Regions from separate parts of the Mus musculus genome. Here regions 1 and 2 are each linked to region 3. Evidence: chromatin loops called from intact Hi-C (ENCODE). Cell type or tissue: heart. All regions are shown on one strand. Each heading gives the region's core, and the rest is flanking DNA. Links, peaks and the distances in the headings are about the cores only. Region 1 holds the start of Gm41320 (a long non-coding RNA gene). Region 2 holds the start of Rad21 (RAD21 cohesin complex component). Region 3 holds the start of Utp23 (UTP23 small subunit processome component).

Region 1 (8,204 bases), core at 1,569-6,568, 100 kb before region 3:
ATCACACAGAACTGAACTCTTAGGTAAGAGTACGACCAAAAGAGCACCACCAGTACATACATTGTTAACATACTCAGGGGTGAGGAAGAAAACAATGACTCCTATCCGTACAGGTGCCTGAAACTCAAAGGAAACAGATATTAGAGCTCAAGGGGTGGGTTCACCATCTGAGGACCTTATGGTGGGATCTTTGATTATCCTGACCCCAGGCTCTAGCTGGGAAGCTTAGGAGAAAGGAACCAGGTTTTAAAGACTCTGGCCCGGTTGTCAAAGCAGCTAATGTTTCTAAGTGTGCATAGAAAGCTGCGATTTCAGAACAAGGTCCAGGAAGATGATCTAAAGCGGTTTCTCCCCTGGCCCCTCACTCACCGCTGCCAATGCACTGTGACCCTTTTGTACAGTGCCCTAGCAAAGCCGCCTACACACTTGCGTAGCGTGAACAAGTCTTTCGGTTATTCTCTAAAACTTTAGTGTGGCATAGTGTGTCTTTGAGACACACTCCCAAAACTAGCTTGATAACCCTTTTTTTTTATATATGCCATCATTTTCTAACACAGTGGAAAGGATTGGAATTGTCCTCAAATCTGAGAGATCCTTAATATAAATGATATGAGAAAGAAAATGTTAATCAATAAGGTTAGTATATTCCACTGTCCAAGGAGCAAGTCCTTTTTTTTTTTTTTTTTTTTTTTTTTTTTTGGATATTTTCTTTATTTACATTTCAAATGGTTTCCCTTTTCCAGGTCTCCCCTTCTGAAATGCTCTATCTCCTTCCCTCTCCCCCTGCCTCTATGAGGGTGCTCCCCCACCCACTCACTCACTCCCCTCTTCCCACCCTGGCATTCCCCTATATTGGGCATAGAACACCCACAGGCCCAAGGACCTCTCCTCCCACTGATGTCCAACAAGGTCATCCTCAGCCACACATGCAGCCAACGCCATGGGTCCCTCCATGTGTATTCTTTGGTTGGTGGTCCAGTCCCTGGGAGCACGGGGGGGGGGGTGGGTCTGGCCTATTGACACTCTTGCTCCCTCCATGGAGCTGCAAACCGCCTCAGCTCCTTCAGTTCAGTCCCTTCTTCAACTCCTCCGTCGGGAACCCTGTGCTCAGTCCAATGGTTGGCTGTGACCATCCACCTCTGTATTTGTCAGGCTCTGGCAGAGCCTCTCAGGGCACAGCCATATCAGGCTCCCATCAGCAAGCACTTCCCGGCATCCACAATAGCGTCCAGGTTTGGTGACTATATATGGGGTGGATCCTCAGGTGGGGCAGTCTCTAGGTAGCCTTTCCTTCAGTCTCTGCAAGGAGCAAGTCTTGATGACTATGATTTTTATGCACAAGGTCTCCGTTGCACTTCCTTAAAATGTATGCATTGGAGGGCAAGACAAAGCTGGTTTTCTTTTGCTGGAGCTTTCTGGTTAGTTTGCTTGCTTTTACGTTACTGGGAATTGAACCTGGTGCTTTGTACCTGATAGGCAGGTGCTCTATCTCTGAGCTGTGTGCCTCTAACCATGTTTCTACTTTTGTTTACAGCGCTGAGGATTGAACAAAGGCCCTGCTGTTCTATGGTGAGCTTTGTACCCACCCCAGAAGGAACAGCACCAGGGAAAATAACTTTTGGGAGCCCCCAGAATTCCAAGGACAGTTCGTTAGATATCGTGATGGATGATAATGATTGCCAAGGTGATGGGGGATTTAGAGTCACCATGGAAACAAACCTCTGGACATGTGTTTGGATTTTCTAGATTAGGTTAATTGAGGTATAGGCAGTTCTACCATTCTATGTTTTGGAGTCTTACACTGAGCTAGAGAGCAGACACCACCACCACCCACCCACCCACCTAACCTCCCCTTACTCCTGCTGCTCTCTCCTTCCCTCTTTCTGTGCTTTTCTTTCTCTTATTCTTGCCCTCCCCCTCTCTCTATTTCCCCTCTTTGCCCCTCTCACTCCTTTCCTCTCTGTTTCCTCTCCAGCTCATCCCTCGGTCCCCATCTCTCACTCTCTCTGTCCAATATGCTGCCTGTCTCTCCTGAGTCCAGTGTGCCTTTCTGACCTCTCAGTGAAGCTCCTCCGAATGTGGCCAGCAGTTAACCTTCTGTGGTTGTTACATGACAGGACCTCTTCTGCTTCTTGGTCCTAGTGACATCTGCACATCAGGGAACACCAACGTCATTATTGATTGCCTGTCTCCCCTTGAGACTGCTAGCTCTAGGTAAGCAAAGTGGCAGCCTTCAAAACTGTGCTGTGTTGGTCCCCTGCTGTGGAGATAGCTAGTCCCAGCCTGGCTCTGAATCCATAGCGGCCTGAATAAGGCAGTGCCCCTCCCAGCCTCCAGTAAGTACAGGCCCTGTGAGCACTGACTGCTTGCCTCAGGGGCTCCCCCTTACTGGCCACAACATCCTTAGATCTGGGTTTCAGACCAAGACCCTCCCTCCCTATTCTACCCGTCCTTCACAGGGGTGAAATCATGTGACCATCTGCAGGATTTGCCCACTCCACCCAGATCCCTTCTTTTTCCTGAGGGCCAGCCTGGTTGACATAGTGAGTTCCAGGACAGTTAGAGCTATGTAGAAAAACCTTGTCTCAAAACAAACAAATAAAAACCTACTGTTTGCAAATATAAATACTTTTCCTATCATCCTGCCCCCACAGAAGGAAGCACATTGGTCAGCACACACAGCACACACAGCCGCTGATCTCGGGGAGGCTTCCGCTAGCTAGGTTTTCCAGAATGCATATCACATGTTTTGCTGGATATTAACATTTACCTTTCCATACCAGTTTGGAAAAACACTGATCACGTGGCTTCTGGAGCTGTGGAGAGTCGTCTCCTGGACCCACTGCCATCTCTGACGGCCGCTGGCCTTCAGTCCTTCCAAAGTTGTACCCTTTGGCTAGTTTTGGCCTTCATCTTATCACTGTGATTCTGATTACAGTTTTCTTCTCTAAGCTGGGACTACCCTGTTTTTATTATATCCCCTTTCAATAAACACTAAAATGATCTAGTTTTCCAACATTTTTTTTTAAACTCACTAATTTACCACAGATAAATAAAAAACATGGGCAGGGCGGGGGGAGGGGGGACGCCGATTCTGGGTAGATGGAAGCAAATCGCAAGACAAAAAGGGGGGTTGACTTTGTGAAACACGAAAGGGTAATAAGTAAGCCGATTCATACACTATTCACACCGCTGCTACTCCTAGCTCCCTGCTATTTTTTGGAGGAAGCAATACACCTTTCATTCCAAGGTGACAACCCTGCAAAAGGCTGGGAAGGAAGATGGAGAGCTTGTTCCAACTCTGGAACCTGGGACAAGCAGGGAACCAGAGCCCGCAAGGCACAAATCCGTTTTTGGTTCCAGGACAATTCTCTACAGAGAGCACAGTACCATGAGCCACTAAGCCACAGCACTGTCCACACATTGCAGCCTCCAGCTCTGACCTCTTGAGGCTGCCAAAATTCTTAAGCGTTTTTTTGGTCCGGAAGCAGCATCTGGTTTCCCAATTGGAGCCCCTCCTTTGTCAAAGCAGCACTACCACCCCCCCCCCCCCGCACCCCCCTTCCCGCAGCGGGGGCCTCCAGTCTTCTGAATCCTTCTTAAGCTTAATTGGAGTCGTGGGTCTGAGAAGTCTCAGCTGCCCTCGAGACGAAGACGTCCTGGGAGAGAGGCTTTGGTCCAGTTCCTAGGGCCCACCGGCTGTGCTGGCCTGAATCCTGCCTTCAGCTTCCAGCAGGCTGTGAGCCGAGCCAAACCCATAACCCTTGCAGTACCTCAGTTTCCCCACCCATAAAAACGCAGCTCTGGGACCAGGGACTCTTAATGAGCACTGGCCTTTCCTGGATTAATTAACCAGGTGCCGGAAACAGCTGCCGCTGGCAGAAACAGCGCGGAGGATTCATCTACCGAAAGCTGCAGCCTCACTCTACAGCGCTGAGCCCTTGGCTGTCAGGAAGACCAAGTCAAGTTCTTTACTGCTCCAGACTGCTTTTGCCATCCTACTCGGGGTAGAAAAAAAGGGAGGGAACCGTGTTTGCGGAGCCACAGAACCACTTTCCATTTAAATCATACACCCCTCCAAAAGTAAATCGCCCCAGAATACCGGCTCTCTACAGACAAGAGGAAAATGGTCTTATTTATTACCATATTCCCAAGGACCATCGCGGTAGTAATTCCTGCTATAAAAAGTAATAAACCCTGATAAATAAAACTGTATATTTACATAGGCTCTGTAAATGTATCTTTCTCTACGCTCTTTCATGAGTTTGTGCTAAACCACCTGGTCAGCAGTTAATTATGCTTCAAAGACGTTCTTTTGATATGGTCAGTGCCAGAATTGGAAGCAAAGTGAGGGGGCTCTCCAAACATTCCGTTAACTTATGTTCATGCTCACTGCTTTTCTTTGCCTTCAGGTAGGGCGAGGCAACTACAGCAGGCCCACATCAGACCAGCTCCTGTATCAGCTCCCAAGTCCACCTATCAAGAGCACAGCCACCCTGGTCATTTCTATACCGTCTCCAGCGGCCTTCTGACTGCCTCGGGGTGAGCAATCGCTGTACTGAACACATGGCCCACGAAGTCTGAAATACCAAAAGGCTGTTACGGAGAAAAGTTGTCCGATCCCCTTCTCTGTGTCTCCTTTCCCATGACTCTCTCCCACCATCCCTGGGAGCTACTGCTAGCAACAGGGCTCTGTGGTTACTCGGCCAGTGCCTACCCTTTAATGAGTAATTTAATTTGATTCTATAAGTCCTGGGTTACTGCACAAGTAAGTAATTGTTAGTATATAACGAGATAAGAGGATTGGTCCCCACTAAGGGAAAGTGTTATCTTTTTGTAGATCATATACAACAGTTTCATGAAAGGAAAACAATTGGCATAGTTTCTGAGTTGGAGAAGGGCAGCAAAGGAGGAAGCAGGAGGGGCTACGACCGGCAGCAAACAGTTAAACTGTGAAAGCACTCAGGCCCAGGGCCAGCTGTGTCTAGGACAGTGGCTCTCATCCTTCCTAAAGCGGCAACCCTTTAATGCATGTTGTGGTGACCCCCCAACCATAAAATTATTTTCGTTCCCATTTCATTAACTGTAATTTTGCTATTGTTATGAATCATGGTGTAAATATTTTTGAAGATAAGAGGTTTGTCTAAGGGATCAAAAGGCACAGGCTGAGAACCCCTGGTATAGGACTACCTCCCTTTCCTATGCTGACACTGCTAACCTGTCATATACTTCACTTTATGGGGGAAAAAAATTGGGAATTTCAAAGTAAAGATCACTGGCTGATACCGTTCAAACAAACCTCTTACCCCCTCACTCCCCCCCCAAAAAAAACTGTGTTTAGCAGGAAAATTCCCATTCATCCCCACAAAGGTAGCACCAGGTATAAGAAATTACAGCTGACTCTTCTTAGACCTGCTGAAGGGCTCTCTCCTCCTCCCCACCAGGTAACCCACAGTACTGAGGTGCCACCATCAAGCTCCAGGGCCACAGCTAGCCATCCATCCCCTGCTACTCTGAAGACTCACCCTGAAGAGCAAGTGCTCTCGGGCGAGGTGGGGCAGGGAGGCGGGGCAGGGAGGATGCCTTCAAGGGGGAGGGTCATGACCAATTTAAGATGCACCAGTGCCTCCCTCCACAGGCAAATGAAACCCCAATTCCACTGAAATACCCTGTGTAGACCAAGCAGTTGCTGCGGGCTAATTCCATTTACAGGAATAAGGAAGCTGTAGCCTAGGGTGGTAATGGGGCGTTTCTTTACATGTTGCCTGCCCCACACCTCAAATCTGTGATGCAAATAATCTGCATCTTCCACCAAAACTTCCCCTCTCCCTCTAAGGATGTGTCCTTTGATCTGTGTGCCCAACCAATTCGGGTCGCTTTTCCCAACAGTGGTAGGGAAAACTGAGGCTGCCTTCTAGCCTGAGTCGGTTGAGCAAGCTGGCATAGAATTAGCACCCGTCCCTCTCCTTTTCTAAGGGAAGCACAATTTTTTGGTATATGTAAAGTTTATAAAATATAAGCTGTCAGAAGCCTTCTCCGCTGCCCTCCTAAAGCATTCACTTGGTGAGGAGGTTCAAAATCTATCACAGCCAATGACAGACATGTGCATGCAAAAAATAGCGAGTCTCAAGTTGAAGATTTTACTGCCATATTTTGAAACAACTGGCTAAGCAGCTGCTACTGTTATCTTCCAATTACTTCTCATTTTTCCAGAGTCTTAAATGCAAGCTGTAAGGAATTAAATCTAAAACTCCTATATACTCTTTAACAACAACAACAACAAAAAGATCATTAACAGAGAGCACTACAAAAACCAAAGTTGGATAAGTAAAAGGGATGTGGGGGGAGGGGAGAGGTGGAGGGGACTGTCCGTTCCCTGTGCCTGGGTGCTTTGTTTCATGGACATAAGCTATGCAGGTTTGCAGCCTCACTGTGCCCCAGTGTCCCATGCTGAATAAGATAGTAGTAGGGATTTTGCAGCTAACTAAAAACCACATGTCCCTTCCGCTTTATAAAGGTCATCAAGAAATTCCTTCACCGAATGTTGGTTTTGCTTACTCTTGGCATCACACTCTATTGATACCACTTAGCTACACAAGAATTCCCTCAGAAGACTCAATAGGCAATATTTTGGAGGCATTTCAGAGGCAAACAAACAAAACAACAACAACAAAATCAAACCATAATAGTCTGTACACCAGGCTGGCCTCGAGCTCTCAGAAATCTGCCTGCCTCTGTCTCCAAGCACTGGGATTAAATGTGTGCGCTATCATGCCAGGCTTCCTCTACATTTTTTAATCTTTGGTCTCACCTTTTACCTGACTTCTTGATCCTAATGTTGGGGAGGTAAGGATGAGGGTCGGAAATAGAGTACCCTACTTCTCTCCCACCTTGGGCTCCAGGTCTACATCTATCCCAGAGCATGATAGTCTCAGGATTTTCAGTGTACAGTTATAAAATGTCACGCGTGCTGACCTCTTTTGACTTGGGCGCTACACTCCAAACACAGATATGTCCCTGCTCTCTGCCTTACAACTGGAAGTCTGTCTGGACGAGAGATTCTCCCAGCCCCCTTCTCCTTTGTTTACCCCTCTCATTTCCATCTCTCTTTCTCTAAGGCCTGAAATAATCATGCACGGTTCTCCACTTCTTGGGGTTACAGTGAGTTACTGTGTAAAGTCTTCCCAATATCATCTGGTACCTTAAAAATGGGGCCAGGTTGGACTTATAAACCGTATAGGCTTATTTCAGACTTGATAAAGAACACAAAACGAAAAACCTTCCCAGAAGGCGACATAGCCAGATTCCAGGCCAAACTGTGTCCAGCCCCCAAGGAGCTTAGCTAGGCTCCCCACCTCCTGCAGGGATCCTCCTGACTCAATGAGTCTGGAGAACTCACTGCCCTAAAAGGCTTGCAGGTGATGCTCATGGGGCAGTACTTTGAGAAACACATCTTTGACTCAACAAACCAGTGTCCCTGCCACCCCGAGCGCTGAGCAGAGGCTGATGCTTGTGTTTCCTGGATGGGCACCCAAAGTCCTCAAAGCGTGGCCCACATCTGACACCACTCTTGAAAGGGGCAGCTTGTAGTCATACTTTCTGCTCATGCTGGGGCTCTACTTTCAAAAGTCAAGCCAGATTCGTGTCAAGAACAAAGGTGCTGAACTGACAGGTGATGTCTTTCTGGTGGTTGGCCAGTTGGGCTCTCTTCCTCGGAGCAAGCTGTAGCAACATGGAAGATCAAGAAGGAAGAAGATCATCTTCTGTCCAAGGGTGCTTCAGTGACTTACTGCTAACAGTGATTATCAGGGCTCAGGCAGTCGCTGCCCTGTCAGCTGCCTCTGAGCACTCCCCAGCAGAGCCCCCTTCCGCCCCCCCCCCCAAATTGTCCCAGTCCATCAGGACAAGACAGGAAATTGTCATCTGAGATTTACCACATCAGGCCTTCATTAGCATGCAAAATCAACACCTTCCCTTTCTCCCTCTTCTACCCCAGATGAGTTCTGAATTTCTGTACATTTGTGAATTCACAGAGGCATGAACAGAATGACAGGAACATCAGAAATGCAAATGTCTTTGTTGCTAACAAATCACACGTTTCTCCCCTCTGGGTTAGGAAAGGCTCTCTGCAAAATCACCTTAAGCCCAGGAGCTAGGGCAAAGGGGTGTCCAGCTATGCAGGGCTCTGTGAGAAGCAGCTGCTC
Region 2 (8,204 bases), core at 1,874-6,873, 110 kb after region 3:
CTTACCATAACCATGGAGAGTCCTTCATTTGCAATTCAAAGATTTCAAGCATTAGAAAGTTACAGAAAAACCTCAACTAACCCTAGTGTTATAAACAAACCTAGAGAATGTATGGGAATTCAATATGGCAGTGTGTTCTTAGCAGTAACTGTCCTACATGAAAATCCTCAAAACACTGTTCCAAATAAGAGAAAAACTGGCTACAATAATGTTGGCCATATGACAGTTACTAAATATGTGCTTATTAGGAAAATATACTAACTAATCTCTTAATTAAAAATTGTAAAAACAAAAAAACACTTCTATCGAGTTCAGAACTGAAACCCACTACTATGTTTCAACAGGTGTCAGTAGTTTATGGCAATACTGGAGCGGCTGGTCAGAGGGCTGCGCCTAAAGCATTCCAGCTATGCAGAGGCAGACTCCTAAATAGACTTTGGCATGGGGTGGGAGATGGTAAGTAAAGCAGAGGGGAACTAAAATTAATCTGGGAAACAATTAGTAACAGGAGAGCACTCTCCCAAGAAGTGAGAGCAGTTACAGTAAGTAGTCACTCAGCTATAGCCTGTATCTGAATAAAGAAAAAACCCACAAGCATCATTACCCGCTCTCCCTCAGTAAATCTAAACTTTACAATATGGCTGTTTCATCTGCAGAGATCTTGGAGATTCTAAATTCTCTTGATCCCTTGCAAAAGACCTTTGCATCTGATACCAAAGCAGAGCTTGTCATCATCTTGAACCAACGTTTTCTGTTTTTCTAGTGCAGCAAGCAACTCCATAGCTGAAGGTATTTAGAGCATCCTCACTGATGCAAAACTACAGCAGTTTCTTCCTACTGCAGAGAAAGTCCAAGTGAAGCGCATGCCTCTGCTCCAATGTCCGTCCTCGCCAGCATCTTCCTCACCTGCATCTTCCTCACCTACTAGGAAGTGACAGAATAAACCCGTCCACCCTCCTTCAAGAGCAATTTGGCAAGGTCTTAGGAAAATTTCACACATTCATGCTTTCTGGACAGAAACTACACTTTCAGTAATCAATATTAAAGATATACTGGAATGTGTGGAGAGACAGAGGGAAAGAGAATGAACTAAGTATGTATCAAATGTTTTGCCTAATTTCCTAATGACTAAATAATAGCAATTTTACAGAAGAATAGAGCATACACATGATCACTGTATTTCCTAAGTGCTTGATGGAAGAGTAGCTTTTGCTGATTTGACAGCAAAACTTAGAATAGCAGCGGTGGGGGTGGAGTCTTTGTGATTTAAAGGTTGTGGTCTATGTATATACAGTTGCCCCTTCAAATGTAAAGCTTCCATATTCTTAGATTCAGCCTACTGCAATATGAAATATTGTTTTTAAAGTGTGTTAGTAGTGAGCACGCACCTTTCATCCTTTTCATCACTCCCTAAACAATACGGTGTATTAGGGAATTTAACTATGTCCAGAGTTTTTTCTGGGTATGGGGGAAGTTGCAATCCCTGGGGCACAGTGTGCCCTAGAGCCAATTTCTTACAGACACCAAAGCACAATGCCCCCCCCCCCTCTTTTTTTTCTTTTTTTCGAGACAGGGTTTCTCTGTGTAGCCCTGGCTGTCCTGGAACTCACTCTGTAGAGCAGGCTGGCCTCACTCAGAAATCTGCCTGCCTCTGCCTCCCAAGTGCTAGGATTAAAGGCGTGTGCCACCACACCCGGCTATGATGGCCCTCTCAAATTTTACATGAACACATGTACATCTCAGAACTACTGCAGGCTTGGTTCTAGACCATTGCTACTGAGTCAAAGGAGGTTTTTGCTTGTCACTATGCATAAAGTTATTGTTTTAGGATATTAATTGTACAATAGCTTTGTGTCTAAGAAAACTAGGTGCACACTGTAAGTAAGCAGGATTTTACTAACCAAGTGATCGAATCATGATCTGAATGTTGGGGAAAAAATGGCATCTATCTATAGGTTGGCTGGGTAAAGGGTTCTTACAAACCTCCCACTGGTTTAACAAACAAAACCTGCCATAGTAAATATGAAAGGCAACAAAGATGCTACAGAGCATTTTAAATCCGCAGTTGGTTAAGCCCCCTAAGAGGAGCTAAGAGCAAGCAGGGTCATCTGTATATACTTAGGAGCATGTGCATAAGTTCAAACTATCTGTGGAGTACTAAAAAATCTGGTGACAGCAGTGCCCTCTGGAAATGGGGCTCTCCACTTCTGTATTATTTTGCGTATAAGTGGATATTTAAAAAACAAAACATAGGCATACCTATCCAAAATTGAAACTATCACCCTAGAAGTCAAGATGTAATCCTGATCTGCATCAGCTATCAAGTTAGCAAAATACCCAACTGTGATCTGTGTTTTATAACAGGAAAAGTACACTACCTAAAGGGCAGGCTGCAGACTGTAAAAAACATCAATACCCAGCTCACACAGAAAGAGAGCTGCCTGGTAGTGGCCTGAAAGGTAGGGGTGTGTGTGTGTGTGTGTGTGTGTGTGTGTGTGTGTTTGTGAGAGAGAGAGAGAGAGAGAAGCATGTTATATTCAGCTTACATATTACTACTGCTCAACTCTCCTTGGCTCTAATATGGACAGAATGAGTTTTATTTCAAATTTAAACTCCTTCTTTACTTGGTTATTTGCAATGGTTAAGAAGTCATTTCATGTCTGAAGTTTAGCCTGGCCTTGGTGTCCATCATCCTAGGAGTCCTGAGCCTGAGGCAGGAGGATCTTCAAGGGCAGCCTGGGGTACATAATCGGATTTCCTCACCTCTCCTAACAACAATAACAAAACACAAGCCTGACTTTATATCAACTACAAAGTCAACATAATATTCTTTAGGGATAATGACAATTAAACGGAACAGCACATGTAGTCTCAAAAGCAGATTCAAACAGAAGTCTCAAAAATCAACTTGCCCAGTTAGAATATTCACACCTTTAAGGTAGGATGGAAAACAAAATATATTTCTCAAGAATTAAGTTTTCATCCGGGCGTGGTGGCGCATGCCTTTAATCCCAGCACTTGGGAGGCAGAGGCAGGCGGATTTCTGAGTTCGAGGCCAGCCTGGTCTACAAAGTGAGTTCCAGGACAGCCAGGGCTATACAGAGAAACCCTGTCTCGAAAAACCAAAAAAAAAAAAAAAAAAAAAAAAAAAAAAGAATAAGAATTAAGTTTTCCCAACTACCCAAGTATAACTCTCTCAGAATCTGCATGTTTTGCTAAGTCTGAAAAGAAATTCCCAATTTACTGTGCATAATACAAAAAGCACCGTGTCCACTCCTTAAACAACTCTGTAACTTTGGTTATACAAACTCTAAGATAATTCAAACACTGGACAAGGCACACACCTTCACCAATACCTTCTTAAAGAAAGTTGCCTCCAACCTTAAAGGTATTTACAATTTAAGAAAGCGACTTCAGTCTGTTCCAAAACCCTGCAGCCTTTCAGTTCACTGGCATTTGATTTTTAATAGGATTTTGCACCCTTGGTGGGGGTGGTGGGCACGGGACGGGACGACGCCGAAGCTCTTCCAATACAGTTTAAGGAGAGCAAATATTAACTTTCCTTTGTAAAGAGAAGCCGAAGTACAGAAGCCACTTCCATAAGCCATTCAAACACCAACGCGTTTTGGAACGCTGAAGACAGCTTAACAAATCAGAGAGCACGAAGAAAACGTCCACAGCGTTTCCCTCTTAAATTTGAAGAAGGCCGCTTGGTCTAGTTGAACACCTCGACAGTGTCACCTTACACTATCCTGGCAGAGCCTACTCAAAGCCTTTCTGTGCCACGAAAAAGGCACCCAGCCTCGGAACGTCTCTACAACACTCGATCCTTAGCCATTAAAGAAATTAAAAAAAAAAAAAAAGTTTAGAAAAGTTAAGGGGAATACCAGCTACACTCATGTTCTTGGAAGCAATGTTATTCGATCGTGTTTTAAAACAGCCGGTCCAATTTCTGAGATGCCCAACACACAAATATATACATTATAGAGAAATCCGGTTGAGGGAGACAGAAGAACAGGCGAGTGAGTCCACGATCCCTGCGGCCAGCACACGCCTGGCGCGACCCGGACCCCGGACTCCACACCCGATGCACCGCGCCCGCCCGCCCAGGAGTCTCCCTGACGGCTCCCGCCCTGAGTCCCGCGTCTTTGCAGACAGCCATCTTCCCCCCCGAGGGGGCGGCCAGCTCCGAGAGCGGGCTCGTTCAAACCTCCCCTTCTCTCCCCGTCAGCCCCGGGATCCCGCTGTCCCACCTCCGCGCGGCCGAGGGTCGCTTTTGTGGGCCCTGGACTGCGGCGGAACCATTAGGAAGTCAGCAGGCGCGGTGCACGGCCCCGGGGCAGCGAGGAACCCCCCCAGGCGAGGGCGGCCCCGGGACGTAGGGGGCCCGGAGAGCGCGGGGTCGCCGGGCGCTGCCCGGGAGCTGGCAGCACTCGGGGGCCGCAACGCCGGCCGCCTCGCACCGCAACTGCGGGCCGCGGAGCCCGCGCCCCGGGAGCAACCCGGCGGGGCAGAGCACCGGGGAGGGAGCCAGAGCCCGAGGAGGGGTCGGCCCGATCGCTTACCTGGATCTCGGCGGGGAGCCGGGAGGGGTGGGTGGCCCGGGGAGGGGGGGAAGGGTCAGGGGAGGGGGCGGGGAGAGGGGGAGCCCTTGTGCGGTGTAGCCTCGGAGCTGCTCCCGCCACCGCCACGGCCGCCGCCTCCTTTTCCGATTCACTCAAACAAACAAGATGGCGGCCGTTACGGCGCGGCTCTTCCGGCCGCCCAAATCCTCGGTTCAAATCGGCAGGATGTTTACGGTCAAAAAGGTACGTGTGCGCCTGCGCAACCCGCCGGAGCCGCCCCCCACCCACAGAAGGGGCGGCGCAGGCGCGCTGACCACTTCCTTGTCTCTGGACCAGCCACCTATTGGCCACGGAGCAGGCGCAAAGGGTTCCTTGAAGAGGTTTGCGGAGCGTCAGAGTTGGCAAATGCAGCGCCTGCGCAACACCGTGTAACTAATTGGGGTTTAACTTGAACTCGAGTTAAAGCAGGTCTTTGCTGTTGGCCAGTTTTCTTTGCGCCCGGCAAAAATAAAAATTATTTTAATGACCTTGTACAGCGACGAAGGAAACAAAAATCTTAAGCTAGCTGCTGGAAAAGTAAGGCCTAATTGGTTCGGCCAACCTGTGCTTATATTAGGTTTGCAGCAAAAAGCATGCTACCGAGGCCCTGGGAGAAATTTTTTGAGAGTAGATTCCTTTTACACGCAGTTCCTAAACTAACTTTGGTCTCCCATTCATGGAGTCTCATATATGTTCTTGAAAGTTCCCTTTAACAACATTTGATTCTCTGGCGGTGGTGGTACACGCCTTTAACCTCAGCACTCGGAAGGCAGAGGCAGGTGCATCTCTGTGAGTTCAAGACCAGCTTGGTCACAAGGTCCAGGACAGCCAATACTACACAGAGGAGCCCTATCTCAAACCAAAACAACAATAACAAAAACCAACAAAACAACATTTGATTCTTTGAAGCAGATGCTTGCTTATGGTTCATCAGTAAATTTCTTACTGTGGGAGTTAGCTACTGACAGTTTGGAAACACCTGCTGAAGGTGCGTGTGTCAACTTTAGGCAGTTTGCTTAACAAACCTTTGACAGGACAGATTTAATTAACAGATTTCACCTCTATTCATTGGAAAATAATCCACTTTCCTTTTTTTGGCTACGTAGTAATGACTTTTATGATTTGACTTAATAACTGACCGAGAAACTGCTTGCTGTCATTCTCTAAAGCCTTTTTATAAAGCAGTTCTGTTCTGCTTGTCTGTCTCATGATAACACACAACACATTTGAGAGAGGAAAACGGTAGGAGGATTATAAAACATACAGTAGCAGATTTTGGTTTAGAACTGCACACAGTTTTGCAGAGCTGTTCCTCGGAACTGATCAACTCTTGAAAAAGGATTATATATGTCAAAAACACTAGAGTAAGTAGGAAGCTTAGAGTAAGAGGATTGACAAGATTTTTGGGAATATCACAATGTGTTTTGGCATAACTTTAAAGCTTTTACAGTAAATGAAAAAAATAAGGTATAAAGCATTTGTTTAAAAAAAAAAAGCATTTGTTTAATAAAGAAAACTCCCCAAGTAAAATGCCTTAAGGTCTTGGACTAAGCAGAAGGAAATGGGTTTAAAACACTGATAAAACACTGATAATGATTTTGCTGTTTATCTGGATTTTGATAAGAAATGTCATTTAAGGATAAGATATGTAGTAAAATATAATCAGGCACAGACATAGAGAAGCAAAGAAGTTAGGGATAACAGTCCGTATTTCAAATACCAACACAATACAATATGTATGAATTAAATGAGTGAAAATAATCCCTCGGGGTGTGTGTGTGTGTGTGTGTGTTACATTTAAGTTTAATTCATAGTTACACCCACCTCATGGGAAAGGAAAGATTTGAGTCAACTCTGAGAACAGGATTTCACAGGCCATGTCAAGGCTGGGTGTAGGATCTGCCCAGGCATATGGGTGAATCACCAAATCAAAATCATCTGGGTTCAGGAGTGGGCCTAGAGAGGATGGAGAGTGCATATGTTGATTTGAGTTACAAAGAACTGAAGGGGGGGGGGAGGCAGAACCTGGATTAGAGCCTTATAGATCATTAAGACTTTTGTCCAAAAACTTCATCATATTAACAGTTCAATACCAAGAACATTTCAGTTACCTCCCTGGAAATATTTGACAGTGACCATTTTTATAACAGAAATTTAATAAAATAAGATTGACAGTATTTTTTCCAGGTGTGTTGTTTCAGTTTGGTATTCATTGTTTCTTTTATCCAGCAAAACTGCCTAGAAAAATTATTGACAAATGGGCAAATAGAGCTGGGGTGGAGCTCTTAAAATAATGTCAGGAAGACCTTATGATGTTAAAAAATTTACAAATTAAAAAATGTATTAGTTGGGCATGGTGGCGCACACCTTTAATCCCAGCACTTGGGAGGCGGAGGCAGGCGGATTTCTGAGTTCAAGGCCAGTCTGGTCTACAGAGTGAGTTCCAGGACAGCCAGGGCTATACAGAGAAACCCTATCTCGAAAAACAAACAAACAAACAAACATTTAAAATGTATTAAATTACTACCAGTTGAGGAAAGGATACCACCAATATAGTATTTTCACTGCAAAAGAATTAAACGAGTTTGATGAGGGGCATAAGGAAAGAGAGAAACTGCTAATTTTGATAAAGGAGAAAAGTAGAGTGAAAAGGCAAACTCCTAAAGACCCTTCTAAGACTGCATGGGGGTCACGAACACCAACTGGTTCTTGTCTCTTGATAAGAATAAAATTAACTACTGCAGTTTCTGTGTTATTTGGAAATCATCACGTTACAAAAACCATACAAACACTTGGTGTAAAGATTTGCCCTGTATTATGACACAACTTTTTTCCTGAAGAAAAAGTCTGTTTATTGCTCTGTCTCTGGTATACTTGTGCAGGGTACCTGGCAGTCTTGTTTTCTAATTTTGATTTGGTTTACTACTTGTACTGAAATATTACTTCAACTGCATTTGAATTAGAGAGTTGAAGTAGGCCTGAGAATATGCTTTATAAACAGTTTTCAGGTAATTGCAAGTCTTCTGCTATCTGGATCCTATTTTTTGAAGGCAGAGTTTGGAATCATGTAGGCCTGAGATTTGATTACAATCTTCCACTTAGAAGCTACTGCCTTTCAAGTTGCTCAACCTCCCTGCGGTTAAGTTTTATTTATGAAGTCAGGCAAATGTTATCCATCTGGTTGGTGCTATGGTGCTTATTACACGTGATAATGTATTTAAAGTACTTAGCAGAGCATTTGGCACATTGAAGTCAATACATTAAAATTGTTAGTATTATCATGATTGCTCATAGTAGATGTGGGTATCTGTTTACATACTTATTCTCAACACTTACTGATTTTTCTTCTCTATTGATCTTTTATCTGTATTGAATTATATAGTAATTATATAGCCAATTATATAGAATTGACTCCCAAACTCTTTGCCTTTAGTTTGGCATATGCCAGTTACCTAATAGACTATGTTCCACAATCAATTTTCCATGGAAGTATAAATGAGTTCATATATATGGAATTGAGCTTGGTGCATTTCTTTACTTTCAGAAATCAGGATGCAGGGGCAGGCAGATCGCTAAGTTGGAGAGCAGCCTGGTTTGGAG
Region 3 (8,203 bases), core at 1-5,000:
CTGACAATTATGCTTAAGGACTATGAAACCAGCCCTTCTACAGCATCTCATGATTTCAAACCCCTAATTTTATTTTCCATTAAATGAAAGCAGCCATCTCATGGTAGTACTGGGTTTCAGGTCAGGACTGACTTTATAGAGTACCTTAGTTCAATTCCATAAACCTATAAATTGAAATAAAGGGCCAAATGCAAGCAATACATTTCAATCACATTATAAGTCATTAAAAAAAAAAAGTTCCTTCAATCTTTGGCCAAATTGGCCAAGACTAGATCTGGGACAGATTCCAGCCAGAGACAAAAATGCAAACTCCATACTCTCCAGTCTTTGATTCTTTTACCTTAGAGTGGATACCCTACACAGTTAATCAAATTTGAAAACTCCTTATTCATTGTCTTCATTTAACTAAATTGGTTAAGTAACTTCGAAAGTATTTAAATTAGGGGTGTGTGTGTGTGTGTGTGTGTGTGTGTGTGTGTGTCTTTCAATTTTAACCCAGTATGTATTTTTCCTATGTTAGAAACTCCGGACAGAAAAACGTCTATGAAATTGAGATCAGGCCTCCAACTCAACAAACTTTCGGGAAATGAAACTCTTGGAAATTCTCCTAAAACACTGAGGCACTCAGGCTTGGCTTTGGGATGAGAAGATACAAATAATGGCTCTGTAACTGGCCCAGCAGAACTTGAAGATATTCTTTCGTGTCCCTCAAATTGAAACAACTGACCCTAAGAAATGGCAATTTCATGCTGGAAGAAGGAAAAGACGCAGAGCCTGACACCAAGAGGGAATTTAATTTGTCTTCTGGGAAAGAGATTTCCCAGTCTTAATGCCTTCTTAGAACACCTTCCAGGGTAGGACCAAAGTCTTAAAAAATGATGGACAGTGCCACATATTAACCAAGGTTGGTTAGAATTCAGCATTTCTCAACCTGTGGGTCCTGAGCCCTTGAGGTTCAAAAGACTCTTTCACAGGGTCTCCTAATACCATCAGAAAACGCAGATATTGGCATTATGAATCATAGCAGCAACAATGTTACAGTTATGAAGTAGCAATGAAATTGATTTTATGATTGACACACACCACACTTGAGGAAATATATTAAAGGGCTATATTAGGCAGGTTGAGAACCAATGAGTTAGATATTCATGTCCCTGGCTACCTATGTACACTTTAATTTCACTTCAGGACCTCAGAGATTGACTGTCATAATGACTGGCACCTCCGTTTGGCCACACTATGGAAATCCTTTTTTTAAATATTAATTTGGCTGTTTAGTTTATTTGTTTTCCAAGAGAAGATCTCAATGTGTAACTCTGGCTGCTTTGGAACTCACTATGAAGATCAGGCTGTCCTGGAACTCAGAAACCTTCTTGCCTCTGCCTCCTGGGATTAAAGATGTGTACGCCACCACAACCAGCAAATTTATGTCAATTGGGTTCTCCAGGATGAGTTAGAGACTGTGCTGTCAATTTGGGTAACACCTTTTTACCATAGAATCAGTTCATTCGTAAGGTGTTGTAAAATACCCGTGAACATCAAGGAGTCAGTGTGAGCTCCAGACGCTTAGGAACCACGTGCCCTTTGCTTCCTTGAAGACCAGCAAAACCTCCCAAGTTAAGGTCGTCCAACCTTGGCTCATTTTCTTCACTTGGAAACTAAAAACATTCTTGGGAATGATACATAGTGAATGGCAAGTTACAAAGTGCCTGGGTCAATGGTACCATAATTAGTTATTTTCATATTACTAGTCTTTTAGAGACTTCCTAAGTGTCAGGCAAAGAGCTACACAAAGCAAGGACTATTAGTCCAGCTCGCGAGTGTGCATGTGCCAACCTGCGCCAATTTGCGCACTCCGAGGCTCCTCTGCACAGAAAGCTCCGCCCCCTAAAGCTCGCGCTAGGAAGTGGGAGTGGTCGTTCCTTTGCGAACTACAGAATCCGAGAGGCGGGCTGTGGAAATAAGGGAGTGTACTTCCGGGTCGAAGGGGCTTCGTTCCGGGAAATACAAATTTCTAGGAGTGCGGAAGTGAGGCTGGTGCCGGTGAGTCCGGTGGCTTAAACAGGCATGAAGATCACCAGGCAGAAACACGCCAAGAAGCATCTCGGCTTTTTCCGCAACAATTTCGGAGTCCGCGAGCCCTACCAGATCCTTCTGGATGGCACTTTCTGCCAGGCGGCGCTGCGGGGTCGCATCCAGCTGCGGGACCAGCTGCCCCGCTACCTTATGGGAGAGACCCAGCTGTGCACCACGAGGTGGGTCTGCGGGGCGGGGTCGCGGGTGTGGCCCAGAGTTCTCCACGGTGCCAACCAAGTCGGTTACCTTGGGCCGCGACTGACCGAAAAGTCAGGCAGATGGTACTGTGCCTTGTGAATATTCAGTTATTTCTGAGAAAAATCAGAACAGGTAACATGTGGACCTGACTTGGACTTCTGGTTCCAATTAAAACCAGCTGTGTGGTCTCAGGCAAGAAATGGTGTAGCTGTAGAGAGCATAACTTCTTCAAAGTTGATATAAAGTCACGTGAGGTATCATTTACATTGGACATTTCTCAACATCCAAAAGCTAACACCCATTCTGTGGCGGTTGTTACTTATAACCCAAAGGTTTTCAAGCCTTCCAACTGCCAGTGAGGTTTTATCTTCAATTCCTAGGAAAAGAAGTCAAGGCTGGAGATATTAAAAACTTTACCCAAGGCCATTTTTAAAGTACCAACCAAATGGCAATCACTGCTCCAGACCCTGAGGACACCTTAGTGGGCAAGACGAAGGCCTAGCCTTAGCCTTCATGGGCTGTAAAGTCAACTCCTGATGGCTGTTTTTCACTCCACATCTGTGCCTCCTCACTTCATGTAAGAGAGCACACCTAGGGTAGCACACCCGGGAGCAGGAGTGTGTGAGAGGGGTGGGCGTGGGGGGTGCGGGTGGGGGTTATTTTAAAAGGTCTCATAGAATCGATGTTCGACCCCCTCTGAGGCTTGTTTAGAACTGAGGAGGAAATGTCTGTTTTCAATGATAGAAATAGTAATGTTATTGTTTTAGAGAACTTTTGAACAAATAGAATTGGTTGATGCCTGAACCATATTTAATTTTGGGACTTGAAGATATATATTATATCTAATATTATGGGACATGAAAATAGGGAAAAGGTAAACTGAAGCTAGACCATGAATAAGAATTTTAGTAGTTTTTGTGGAATATTTATTTAAGTAAATAAATTGAGTTCAACTACAGCTTACAAATAGCCAGTTAAGGTGTTCTTTATACATTTGTCCGAGTCAAGCCGTGACGTGTGCTGTTCATGTTCTACTTTGCAGTAAACAGCCTTCCACATTTAGAATTTCTTAAGTAATGCTCTTTCCGAGTTGCAGATAACCTCAAAGTTTTAATCTCAGGCTGGAAAGATGGCTCAGTTGTTAAGCATGCTTCCTGCCCTTCCAGAGGACCTGAGATGGTTCCTAGCATCACTGTCAGGGGTCTCACAACTGCTTGTAACTCCAGCTCCAGGGGCTCCAACACCCTCTTCTGGCCTCTACAGCTAACCACCCACATATACATAAAAAAAATTTTTTTTTTTTTTGGAGTCTAGGTGATGGTTTCAAAACAGGGTTTCCCTGTGTATCCCTGGCTGCCCTGGAACTCACTTTGTATATCAGGATGGCCTTGAACTCAGAGATTCTCCTGCCTCTGCCTTCTGAAATCTGGGATTAAAGGTGTGTGGCACCACCATCACCCAGCCCAACACACACAAACTTTTAAATATGATCCCTTTAGCCTTAGGAGCTGCCTGTACAGCTTTTAACAGCCTCTGTCCCTGGATTAGCTGCTTCTGAATGTAAGTAGTTTGTTTCCTCCCACGTGCCATACCAATACTAACAGTCCCGTGCTGTGATACAACCAGGCGGGAAGTACTACATGTACATGTCATAGTTCCCCAAGGACTTCAACTACGGAGTCACTCAAGGGAGGTTACACCTGTGATACAAATACTCTGCAAGGCTGAGTCAGGAGGAGTACCATGAGTTTGAAGAAGGCCTGGCAAGAGCCATTCTCAAGGAGGAAGAAGAGAAAGGACAACAACCACTTAACTTTGGGAATTTTTGTTTTTTTTGTGGTTTGGGATTTTGTTTGTTTAGTTGGTTGGTTTTTTGTTGTTGTTGTTTTGGTTTTTTGTTTGTTTGTTTTATACAAGATTTCTCTGTGTAGCCCTGGCTGTTCTGAAACATGCTCTATAGACCAGGCTGGCCTCAAACTCAGAGATCACCTGCCTCTGCTTCTTTCTGCTTCTGCCCCTCTGCCCCTCTGCCCCTCTCTCTGCCTCTGCCTCCCAGGTGCTGAGATTAAAGGTGTGCACAACCACCACCCAGCTACTTTGGGAATTTGTCAACCAACACAAGATTGAAGACCCTGATACCCAGCATTTGCTGGTCCCAGAAAGCCCATTCTTGTTGTCCCCGTCTCTTCCCCACCTCCTCACACATCTGTTTGTCATTCTTTGCTGTTTGTCATGAAAAAACTTTAAAAAAAAATAATTCTTCTCTCAATACAATACATCCCAACTACAGTTCCCTTATTCCCTCATCCCACAAAATCCACTGTTCCTCTCTTTCTCTTCAGAAAAGGGCAGGCCTCCCAGGGATATCAACGGAACAGGGCCTAGATGAAATTAGACTAGACACAAACCCTCATCAAGACAGGAGGAGGTAACCCAACAGGTGGAAAAGAGCCCCAAGAGCAGGTGAAAGACTCAAAGACATATGTGTTCCCACTATTAGAAGTTTCACAAGACAACAAGCTACACCACCATGCTGCTTTAGTCTCTGTGAGCCAGCACCATGAACCCTGCTTAGTTGACTCTGTGGGCCATTTTCTCCTGGTCTCATCAACCATTCTGGCTCCTACAATTAAAAAAACAAACTTTTTTTTCTTATTTTTCATTTGTTTATTTTTTAAAATCAGGATTCAAACAGGATACATAAGTTGTTGTTGATTCTGTGTTAGTGATTTTTGAAGTTGTAATAGTGACCTGGAGTCCTCTTCAGTATCTGGAAGGCTCATTGTATCTGGTCCATCTGTAAGAGGTAGAGATTTGAGGATAAGTTAGAAATTTAATTCAGTTAATCATGTAGCTTTATTATACATTTGAGGTTAAGCAATAGTATATGCGAAAAACAACTTGCATGCTTCCTGTACACAAATGCTTAGTGTACTCTGACATTGGTATTCTTTCTGCTTGGAGTATGTATTTTTAAAGTTTTCATTTAAGAAGAAAATGGCAACCGTGCTATAAATCCACATTTTTTTATTTTTTTAATTAGGTATTTATTTCATTTACGTTTCAAATGCTATCCCAAAAGTCCCCCAGACCCTCCCCCCCCCCCCCCGCCCCACTCCCCTACCCACCCACTCCCACTTCTTGGCCCTGGCGTTCCCCCGTCACATTTTTATGGAATAGTTTTTCCACCTTAAAAACTTGAGTATTGTGTTTATGCTTGCTTTGTATAAACAGAAGGAATGTATTGGTTGTGATTCTGGACTCTGAATGACTTTTTTCTCCCCAGATGTGTGTTAAAGGAGTTAGAAACACTGGGAAAGGAATTATATGGAGCAAAACTGATTGCACAGAAATGCCAGGTTCGAAACTGTCCTCATTTCAAGAGCCCAGTGAGTGGGTCTGAATGTCTCCTGTCCATGGTGGATGAGGGGAACCCTCATCATTATTTTGTGGCCACACAGGTAATGTTACTTTCAAAACTGTAAGGCAGTTTTAACTACCTCTATATATACTTCATGCAGCTCTGTTTGCAGTACAAAGAAAAGTAAGTGGGAGAGATAATGTAGTGTTTGAAGTTCTATTTATTTACTTACTGTGGTGTATTAGAGAGGATTCCAGTCACTTAGCTAATTCATGTTTCATTGTTTGGACTTTTAAAAATGTACATTTTAAAATGGGATCAATAAAGGTACTTACTTGAACATATGAGGAGGAGACTAAGTTTGGGGGACTTTTTTTCCTTCAGAAGTTTCCTTCTAGAGGCTGAGGAGCTGTTGCAGTAGTGTGCTGATTGCGTCACGGTTCTTCAAGCAGGGAGGAGTCGGGCAGTCTCTGCCTTCTGGACTCATAACCTAGCATGTTCCTGAATTCCTGCTTCTCAGCTCATGGTGCATGTGCTCTGAGATTAGCATCAGGAGGCTGCAGAGATGGCTCAGGGGTTAAGAGCTGGCTGCTCTTGGTTTAATTCCCAACACCTATACAGCTGCTCTCAACCATGTGTACCTACAGTCTCAAGGAACCCACCGCCATCTTACGGCCACCTAGGCACACATGAGGTATACAGATATGATTGTGGAGTCAGCTTATTACTCTGCTCCAACCTCTTCCCTTGTCGATGTTTCGAGAGAATATCTAGTGGAAAGGCAAGAGAAAGTTTCTAATGTATTTTCTGTTGCATTGGTTGATAATTCGTGGGCCCAGAGTGTTGACTGATCCAGCCCCGACTGCTGTTGAGTGGCTTCATTCTGCTTAGTCTTTATGTTTTCTGTCCTCTACCGTAAGATACATTTTGATTAATAAGACATGTCATCTGAAAAAGAAAACATATAGTTCTTTTTTTCCCCATCTAGCCTTTTTTAATAGAAACTTAATTTTAGGTTCTAATTTTGATTGAGAAACCAAACCCCTTTCCTTTTTAATAGGATCAGAACTTATCTGTGAAAGTCAAGAGGACTCCTGGAATTCCTCTCATGTTCATTATTCAGAACACTATAGTGTTGGACAAGCCTTCTCCCAGAACAGTGGCCTTTGTGAAGGCGGTCGAGGCGGGTCAGCTGGTCTCAGTGCACGAGAAACAGAGTATCAAGCAACTGAAGGAGGAGCAAGGCCTGGTGCGGAACCCGGACCTGAGGAGGAGGAGGAGGAAAAAGAAGAAGGTGGGCGGCCCCAATCCTCTCAGCTGCCTGAAGAAAAAGAAGAAAGCACAGGATACAAAGTCCCCTGCTTCCGAAAAGAAAAGGAAAAGGAAACGGATTCGGAACAGATCCACCCTGAAAGTGTCTTCTGAGCAGCAGGGTGCAGAAGGCTGATGTGTGCTGGGGATACTCTGGAAGACAGTGGAAACTAACTTCCTGTTCAAACTGTGAAAATGTGTATACCAGAGGACTAACTTATTTTTGTAAACTACTACTGCTACATACACTTTTGCCAAAAGTAAAGAATAGTTGGGTTTGTCAGTGTGCATCTTCAGTTGTTGCTTTGGGGATGTATTTTTATTATAAAATTATCTCCAGTTTCTCCCCTTCTCACCCTCCAAGTGCTGTGTATGTGTGTGGTATATGAGTGGTATGTGTTTGTGAGCCTCTCTCTCTCTCTCTCTCTCTCTCTCTCTCTCTGTGTGTGTAGGTGCAGTAGTGTTTGTGAGCTTGTTGGGCGGTGGGGGGGGGGGGTGAGCGTGTGTATGAAGCAGCTAGAGGTCAGCATGAAGTGTCTTTCTCTATCACTCTCTACCATTATTTTTTGAGAGAGTTTCTCACTGAATCAATAACTTGCCAGTTAAGTGGTCCTGGATGGCCGTTAAGCCCCAGAGATCCTCCTGTCTCCTTTCTGGTGCTGGGATTGACAGCATTCACTGTTGAATGTGGCTTTCTGTATGAGTCTGAGGATCTGAACCCAACTCCTCACAGTAGTACGGCAGGTAAGGTCCTGACTGAGGCATCACCCCAGCACCACATAATTTTAAAAGTCAGTCCTAAGGCCAGTGAGATGACTCAGTGGGTGTCTTAGTCAGGGTTTCTATTCCTGCACAAACATCATGACCAAGAAGCAAGTTGGGGAGGAAAGGGTTTATTCTGCTTACACTTCCACATTGCTGTTCATCACCAAAGGAAATCAGGACTGGAACTCAAGCAGGTCAGGAAGCAGGAGCTGATGCAGAGGCCATGGAGGGATGTTCTTTACTGACTTGCCTCCCCTGGCTTGCTCAACTTGCTCTCTTATAGAACCCAAGACTACCAGCCCAGGGATGGCACAACCCACAAGGGGCCTTTCCCCCTTGATCACTAATTGAGAAAATGCCTTGCAGTTGGATCTCTTGGAGGCATTTCCTCAACTGAAGCTCCTTTCTCTGTGATAACTCCAGCCTGTGTCAAGTTGACACACAAAACCAGCCGGTACAGTGGGTAAAGACGCCTGCTGCCTACCTTGATAA

The links. Hi-C counts contacts between places; a loop is a spot of excess contacts. Peaks named below come from ENCODE experiments on the same cell type or tissue, not always from the same donor. Only the 100,000 strongest peaks of a DNase experiment are listed, where the experiment ranks them.
Region 1: a loop joins it to region 3, with 2.1 times the contacts of the local background. A loop is called at or near these places in 2 of 42 quality-filtered maps.
Region 2: it touches region 3 in a loop (3-fold over the local background); 12 of 42 quality-filtered maps call a loop at or near these places.

The regions. Positions count from the first base shown.
Region 1 is chr15:51,771,521-51,779,724 of GRCm38, forward strand. Gm41320 (a long non-coding RNA gene) reads right to left here and starts at 3,517. Exons shown (of 2, transcript XR_875335.1): 1 at 2,056-3,517. In heart, for the core only: a CTCF peak has its summit at 3,748; DNase peaks (open chromatin) are centred at 3,551 and 3,671; H3K4me3 peaks cover 585 bases; H3K27ac peaks cover 981 bases.
Region 2 is chr15:51,986,982-51,995,185 of GRCm38, forward strand. It overlaps Rad21 (RAD21 cohesin complex component), which reads right to left and starts at 4,779. Exons shown (of 14, transcript NM_009009.4): 1 at 4,566-4,779. It overlaps Gm52217, which reads left to right and starts at 3,994. Exons shown (of 2, transcript XM_030248881.1): 1 at 3,994-4,808; 2 at 8,149-8,204. The coding sequence starts at 4,088. The coding sequence ends at 8,180. In heart, for the core only: a CTCF peak has its summit at 4,944; DNase peaks (open chromatin) are centred at 4,250 and 4,890; H3K4me3 peaks cover 3,022 bases; H3K27ac peaks cover 2,261 bases.
Region 3 is chr15:51,875,456-51,883,658 of GRCm38, forward strand. It overlaps Utp23 (UTP23 small subunit processome component), which reads left to right and starts at 1,986. Exons shown (of 3, transcript NM_030132.5): 1 at 1,986-2,255; 2 at 5,561-5,735; 3 at 6,696-8,203. The coding sequence starts at 2,068. The coding sequence ends at 7,082. It also overlaps a transcript of Gm34678 not described here. In heart, for the core only: a CTCF peak has its summit at 1,961; a DNase peak (open chromatin) is centred at 1,976; H3K4me3 peaks cover 1,594 bases; H3K27ac peaks cover 1,022 bases.